2 separate regions of the Homo sapiens genome follow, and region 2 is linked to region 1. Evidence: chromatin contacts called from ENCODE Hi-C or POLR2A ChIA-PET data. All regions are on one chromosome and are shown on one strand. The core of a region is the stretch at or near the end of the contact, and the rest is flanking DNA. Distances in the headings are between cores, read along the strand shown.

Region 1 (3,851 bases), core at 345-2,844:
AATCTTCATAAGAAATGAACCTGTATCCTAAACCCCTGGAAATATCTTCCTTCATGTATTGGGGGTCTTCTGAACCTGAAAAACCACTGCCACATATTTGGGGGTTAGGGGAAGAGCGACAGAAGCATGGCTATGAGGGAGGGAGATGGGGTGATAAGAGGTTGGAGGGATTTCCCAGTTGTTGTCATTTTTCTTAAAGACTCAGTTCATGTATTCTTTGTAGTCAGGCTGCCTTTTGCTTGGGTGGATTACAAATTTAACTTTGTAAAATCTAGATACAAGATTTCTGCAACCAGAGGGCTGGGTGTGTCTTTAGGAAGACACTGGGCAAGATGCTTTATGGATATTTTCCAAGATTGATAAGATTGCAGGGCACGTTGAATGATTTGCTCATGAGGGAAATGTACACAGGACTTGCACTAGACCTGGTCTCTTCATAGTTACTGCTTTTCAATCTGTTTTGCCTGTGGAAGCCTCGTCCAGCATTCCCAATGCTTGCTCTTTTTTTGTTTGTTTGTTTGTTTTCACAGCTTTTTGTGAAACTGGCAACTTCAAAGACCGCAGTAGAGGACTCAGGTGAGGGGGCAGTTCCTACGGATGGGGGAGGGTTGCTGGTGGGGTTTACGTTATCCTAAATGTGTCCCTGAGAAAGGGAGTTTTATATACCTTAAAGAGAGAATATATGGATATTCAGCAGGATTAGTGAGATATCTGAAGGGAAAAAGGGAGGAAGGAAGGGAGAGAGTAAGGAAGGGAGGGAGGAAAGGAAAGAAGAGGAGAGAGGAAGGGAGGGTATATTAGAACCCCGGAAGGTGGGAGGAGGCTATGAGGCCACTGTTTCTGGCTTCTGTCTGCTTAGATCTTGCTGCCTTACATGGGAGTGAGATGGTGGAGTCATGTGGTAGCGGCTTTGCAATCAGGTGCTTCCTCTGATGTATTGGGGCATCTATCTAAAAGACCATTTCAGCCCCGGTAGCTCTTATCTGCTGTGAAACAGCCAAGCTGCAAGGCCTTGTTATCACTGAAATCTAAGACCCAAACCAGGCATTTGCAAAAGCTTCTAATTCCCAGAATATCCTGCAGGAAATATCCCTCATGACTGTGGTGGTTATGTACATCTTAATCTCTACATTTGAAACTAAAGTAACTTGGTGCCCCTTTAGGGCTCAAGGTAGTTCTCTTCTCTGCATCCTTCATCAGACAATTTTGAAAATGAAAAGCGATGGGAAATACTGAGGTGGAATTACACAAACAAAACCCTGGCTGAGGTTTCTTATCAGCTTTCACTTCTTCCTTAGAACCTTTCTTTCTCAATGTTAGGTCCAATGTTTAAAAAGAAAGTGATACCCTCCTTTGCCTACTTCACCAAATATGATGAGGGTGAGAGATGCAATAACTCCCAGTGCTCAGAGTCCTGGGGGCCTTGTAAGCTCAGCACAACTCGGATGAGTTTCTTTTGCCATCTGAGACCAGCCTGTGGGTGTATCTGCGAGCCACCTTCCTGTCTAGTTTCTGACCCAGGTCTCTCCCTTCTGTTGCAGACAAAGCATACATGCTGCACATCGGCACCCTGGATAAGGTCCGAGAAGAGTGGCAGAGTGAGCACATCAAGGCCTGCGAGGTACCCGTAACCGGAAGCTGCTCAGGACTGGGGTGGGTGGGTGGGGGTGTGTGTAACAGGAAGCTGCTCAGGACGGGGGGGGGAGGGGAGGAGGGGGAGGGGAGGGAGGGAAGGGGGAGTGGGGCCGGGGGTTGGGGGAGGACGAGGGGGCGGGAGGTGGGTCTTCTGCCCAGAACCTGGAGAGTCTACTTTTGTAGAAATGATCTGCCCGGATTCTCATAGGGTTACAGAGCTTGAGGGCAAATTAGAAATCAGAAATTTGGCCAGGCACGGTGGCCCATGCCTGTAATCCCAGCACTTTGGGAGGCCGAGGTGGGTGGATCACCTGAGGTCAGGAGTTCAAGACCATCTGGCCAACATGGTGAAACCCTGTCTCTACTAAAAATACAAAAATTAGCCGGGTGTGGTGGCGCACACCTGTAATCCCAGCTATTCTAGAGGCTGAGGCAGGAGTATAGCTTGAACCTGGGAGGCGGAAGTTGCAGTGAGCCAAGATAGTGCCATTGCACTCCAGCCTGGGCGACAGAACAAGACTCCGTCTCCAAGAAAACAAACAAACAAAAAAAGAAATCAGAAATTTAAGTGAAGAATGGAAGGAACTGGAATAGTTTTCCCCAAACCTTGTCTGCCTCATCCCCATCCTGACCATGCTGTCCAACAGTTCAAATTTTAGTCTAATGTTGGGTTAGCACAAGCATAGAATAGCTGAATCAGTTAATGGTCGATTAAGTAATTATCTTTGGAGAGCCCGGCCTCAATAGGCTCTAAAGGGAATGCCAACAGCAAGTGAGTAGGCTTTGGAGATTTGTTTGTTTGCTTTTTGTTTTGAGTCTGGGTCTCACTCTGTCGCCCAGGCTGGAGTGCAGTGGCATGATCAGAGCTCACTGCAGCCTGAAACCCCATGAGCTCAAGTGAAGTAGATGGGACTACAGGCGTGCACCACCACGCCTTGTTAATTATTTATTATTTATTTTATTTTTAAAGAGACAGGGACTTGCTCTGTTGCCCAGGCTGGTCTTGAGCTCCTGGGTCTCAAGCAATCCTTCCACCTTTGCCTCCTGAGTTGCCAGGGTTACAGGCATGAGCCACCATGCCTGGCTGGAGGGTTTTCTTTTTTTTTTTTACTCTCCTCATACCTTCAATTTCACCACTGCTCCCTTTCTTTTGCAGCAAATGACCTCACAATTTCCAAGAGAAAATAAAAAACATAACTTGGAAGCTTGCTTAAGTTTCTGTCATCCTGCCTACACATTTTCTTCCAGTGGTTCTCAAAGTGAGGTCCTAGGACTGGTAGCATCAGCATCACCTGGGAACTTGTTAGAAATGCAGGTTCTCAGACCAACCTCAGACCTACCGAATCAGAAACTCTGGGGGTAAAGCCCAGCAATCTCTGTGCTAATAAGCCTTCCAAGTGATTTTGATGGGAATTCAAGTATAAGAATCATTGACAGACACGCCTGCCCCACTCCTTTTTTCCTGTTAGCACAGAAAAGGGGCTGTTCCTTCCTTGTTCAAGATCTTTTTTCATCCAGCTTGCCTTTCCCCACCTTCTTGGGCATGGAGAACTTGTCAACTTCTGTTATCTTGCACACAGACTCAACTCTCTCCTAGCTTTAAAACCCACCAGTTCAGCCAGGCATGGTGGCTGCTAATGCCTGTAATCCCAGCACTTTGGGAGGCCAAGGCAGGCAGATCACCTGAGGTCAGGAGTTCAAGACCAGTCTGGACAACATAGTGAAACCCAGTCTCTACTAAAAATACAAAAATTAGCTGGATGTGGTGGCAAGCACCTGTAATCCCAGCTACTTGGGAGGCTGAGGTGGGAAAATCACTTGAGCCCGGGAGGTGGAGGTTTCAGTGAGCTGAGATCATGCCACTACACTCTAGCCTGGGCAACAGAGTTAGACTCCATCTCAAAAAAACCCAAAAAGCAAAAAACAAAACCAGCAGTTCTTACTTTCTATCTACGACCCCTACTACCCCCGCCCTTCTTCACAGCCACGCTTTTTGAAGGGGCTGTCTCCAAGTCCATGTTGTCCTGACTGCCCCAGCCTGCAGCATCTGGGATTTGCTTCCCTGCAGCTGCTGTCTTGGAGGGCACCAGAATCCCTTGGCATGAGGGCCAGTGGGCCTTTGCAGTTTCTAATCTTATTTGATCTCTCTTTGCCATCTGATACTGTAGGTTATTATGCTTCTCCTAAAACACTGTTTTCTGCTTTACTTCTGTAAC
Region 2 (3,851 bases), core at 662-3,161, 58 kb before region 1:
AGATGGAGGTGGGTGGATCACCTGAGGTCAGGAGTTTGAGACCAGCCTGGCCAACGTGGTGAAATCCCATCTCTACTAAAAATACAAAACAATTAGACAGGCGTGGTGGCGCTCGCCTGTAATCCTAGCTACTCTGGAGGCTGAGGCAGAAGAATCGCTTGAACCTGGGAGGTGGAGGTTGCAGTGAGCTGAGACTGCGCCATTGTACTCCAGCCTGGGTGACGACAGTGAAACTCTGCCTCAAAAAAAAAAAGAAAAAGAAAAGAAAAAATAGTTTTAAATGTCTCCCAAGAAAGGTGGTGGTTAAGTCATGTGCACCTTCATGTGACCAAGCAATCTTTTCTCTGAGGGAGGCCCCTGTGGAGGGAGGGAGGGGTCTCTGCTGAGTGGGACGCAGGCAGAGCCAGGGCTAGGCTGAGGCACTTGCCTTGCACGTAAAATTTAAGGGGGAGCCAAAAAAACCCTCAGTAGTTTTTTTCCTTTGAGATGGAGTCTTGTTCTGTCGCCCAGGCTGGAGTGCAATGCCCTGATCTCGGCTCACTGCAACCTCCGCCTCCCCGGTTCAAGCAGTTCTCCTGCCTCAGCCTCCCAAGTAGCTGGGATTACAGGTACCCACCACTGCACCCAGCTAATTTTTTTGTATTTTTAGTAGAGATGGAGTTTCACCATGTTGGCCAGGCTGGTCTTGAACTCCTGACCTCAAGTGATCTGCCCACCTTGGCCTCCCAAAGTGCTGGAATTACAGGTGTGAGCCACCGCATCTGGCCAAGATAAATTATTCTTTAATGTAATATTTTAAAAAAACAAAGTTAATGAGAAAAACCCTTCCAGGAACAAAATATCAAAACTTTATTTCTTTAGAGACAGGGTCTCACTCTTCTGCCCAGGCTGGAGTGCAGTGGTGCAACCATACCTCACTGCAGCTTTGAACTCTTTGGCTCAAGTGAGCCTCCTGCCTCAGCCCCCGGAGTAGCTGGGACCACAGGTGTGCACCACCATGCTCTGCTATTTTAAAAATTTCTTGTAGAGACAGAGTCTTGCTGTGTGGCCCAGACTAGTCTCAAACTCCTGGTCTCAAACTCCTGGCCCAAGCGATCCTCCCACCTTGGCCTCCCAAAGCACTAGGATTACAGGCATGAGCAACCACGCCTGGCCCCTCAAAATTGTAAAGAAAGACAGAATTGAACCCTGCACATGCACGACCATGCCTCATCCTAGTAGGGGCCCTGGAGGAGGGTGACGTTTTGGACCAATGAGTACTTTAAGGAAGCACAGGGCACAACAGAGGGAAGCATGGATTTGGGGTGGGCAGGGAAAGCCTGGAGAGGGGAGTTGGAGAACATAAGTGATGATCCATTTTGCAAAGGGAATTCCTACAGACTCCCAGACCAGCTAAGGGATCTACATTGCCGAGGGACCACCTGGACATAAGAAGCGAAGCCAGCACAGATTCCCCATCATCCCAGCCCCTGCAGGGCTGTGGAGCTGTGGGGAGCCCATCTCTGCTGTAGAGAGAGAAGGGAGAGGGCAAGTTTGTGCTTGGGGCTCCTATAGAAGCTGTCCTAGTGAGAAAATGCACCTGCAGTTCAGTTAGGTACTTACTAAACAAGAAAGATACAGTCTAAAAATACTCGGTTTTCCCGTGGAGTAGAAGCTTGTTTGCCTGCTTTCTCTACCTTTATTTTCCTAATCCTCTTTTAAAAGTGATTTTTCCAGTAGACAAATGAGAGTCTAAAAGTAAATTGTAAAAATATGGAGAACTTTTATACTTTACTACTAATAAAAAAGTCCAAATTGTACAGTTTTGCTTTTAGCAAGTTTTAAAAAGTATATCAAGTGTCAGTATCTTTCACTGGGGGAAGGTGCAGGAAATGAGCATTTAGTCATTGCGGGTAAGCTGTTAGAGTTATTTTGGAGAGGATTTGGCTGTGTGCATTATTAGCCTTAACAATCACAAATGTTGGCACTGGCTGGGCACAGTGGCTCATGCCTGTAACCCTAGCACTTTGGGAGGCCGAGGCAGGCAGCTCGCTTGAGCCTAGGAGTTTGAGACCAACCTGGGCAACATCATGAAACCTCAACGAAAAAAATACAAAATATTAGCTGGGCATGGTGGCATGTGCCTGCAGTCCCAGCTACTGGGGTGGCAGAGGTGGGAGGATCACTTGAGCCCAATGCAGTGAGCTGTGATGACATCACTGCACTCCAGCCTGGGTAGCAGAGTGAGACTATACAAAGTACAAATTAACTATTAATAATTCCAGGGATTAGGATTTGGACATCTTTGGGAGAGGGTGTCACTATCTACCTACCACATTAGGTGATTGGAGGGAGAGGCACTGGATGTGTATGAGGGACAGAGGGACCATAGAGGACTTCTCCATGGAGATGACATTTGAATTGAGATGTGGTAAGGTCAAGCTAGCCTTCTGGATGTCAGGGGAAAGGGGAGAGATAACAGTGAGGCTGGAAAGGATCAGTTAGAGGAACAGAAAGACCAGTGCGACTTTAGTAGGAAGCAGGAACTGGCCAAATTGCTGAAAATCAGTTGACAAGAGCCAATTTGCTGATACGATCAAGTCACTAAAAACTAGTTTCTGTTAATTACCTACAAAGCTAAAATATGCTGTTGCCTCATTTTCAACAATTTTTAAAAATTAGTAGGTTTTTGGGAGGCTGAGGCGGGTGGATAACGAGGTCAGGAGTTTGAGACCAGCTTGACCAACGGTAAAGCCCCGTTTCTACTAAAAATACAAAAATTAGCTGGGCGTGGTGGCACGTGCCTGTAATCCTAGATACTCAGGAGGCTGAGGCAGGAGAATCATTTGAACCCAGGAGGCAGAGGTTGCAGTGAGCCAAGATCGCGCCACTGCACTCCAACCTGGGCGACAGAGCAAGACTCTGTCTCAAAAAAAAAAAAAAATTAGTAGGTTTTATTATTTAGAGCGGTTTTAGGTTTACAGAAAACTTGAACTCAAGCCCAGATTTCCCATCCGTTCTCCCTATTTTTCCTATTATTAACATCTTGCATTAATGTGGTATATTTGTTACAATTATGCACCAGTATGTATACATTATTATTCACTGAAGCTCATGGTTTATATTAGGTGTAGCTCTTTGTGTCCCATGGGTTTTGACAAATGAATAATGTCATATATCCACAATTATTGTATCATACAGAGTAGTTTCTCTGCCTTAAAATTCCCCTGTGCTCCACTTTTTCATCCATCACTCTTCCTTAAACCCCTGGCAACCAATGATCTTTTTACAATCTCTATAGTTTTGCCTTTTCTAGAATGTCATATGTAGACATGGGCCACATAATGACGTTTTGGTCAACAAGAGACTGCATATATGATGGTGGTCCCATAAAATAATAATGGAGTTGCTTTATACAGATGTACCATTTAAAAACATCCTCTGTACAAGTATTTTTACTATACCATTTCTGTTTGATATGTTTAGATACATAATACTCACCAGTGTGAGTATTGCCTACAATATTCAACACAGTGACATGCCGTACAGGTTTGTAGCCTAGGAGCAATAGGCCATACCATATAGCCTCACTGTGTAGTAGGCTACACCATCTAGGTTTGTGTAACTACACTCTGTGATGTTCAAATAATGACAGAATCACCTAATGATGCATTTCTTACAACGTATCCCCATTGTTGAGTGACATATGATTGTAGTTGGAGTCATACAGTGTGTAGCCTTTTCAGACTGGCTTCTTTTACTTAGCGCTATGCATTTAAGATCCCCTCATGTCTTCTTGTGGCTTGATAGCTCATTTCTTCTTATCATTGATTAATGTTCCATTGTATGGATGTAGCAGTTTATCCACTCAC

What was found. Hi-C counts contacts between places; a loop is a spot of excess contacts on that map. ChIA-PET counts read pairs that join two places held with the same protein, here RNA polymerase II (POLR2A). Pooled maps may share reads with other maps.
Region 2: a loop to region 1 is called in a map of astrocyte of the cerebellum, with 9 times the contacts of the local background. The contact joins two enhancer-like sites. A Hi-C loop is called at or near these places in 13 of 168 maps with a recorded cell type or tissue (CD4-positive, alpha-beta memory T cell, IMR-90, Right ventricle myocardium inferior and 9 more) and 11 of 50 pooled maps. POLR2A ChIA-PET finds 5 or more read pairs at or near these places in 6 of 52 experiments (CD4-positive, alpha-beta T cell, CD4-positive, alpha-beta memory T cell, GM12878 and 3 more).

Annotation. Positions count from the first base shown.
Region 1 is chr18:45,995,519-45,999,369 of GRCh38, reverse strand. It overlaps PSTPIP2 (proline-serine-threonine phosphatase interacting protein 2), which reads left to right. Exons shown (of 15, transcript NM_024430.4): 8 at 531-576; 9 at 1,542-1,621. Among named protein-coding and RNA genes, the nearest start is that of EPG5, 30 kb to the right of the region's middle. Within about 2 kb of position 1,594, at least 3 of the 41 ENCODE cell types and tissues checked have a DNase peak (open chromatin) inside an H3K27ac peak, as active enhancers do.
Region 2 is chr18:46,053,736-46,057,586 of GRCh38, reverse strand. All of the region lies in intron 1 of PSTPIP2 (proline-serine-threonine phosphatase interacting protein 2), which reads left to right. Among named protein-coding and RNA genes, the nearest start is that of PSTPIP2, 17 kb to the left of the region's middle. Within about 2 kb of position 1,911, at least 2 of the 41 ENCODE cell types and tissues checked have a DNase peak (open chromatin) inside an H3K27ac peak, as active enhancers do.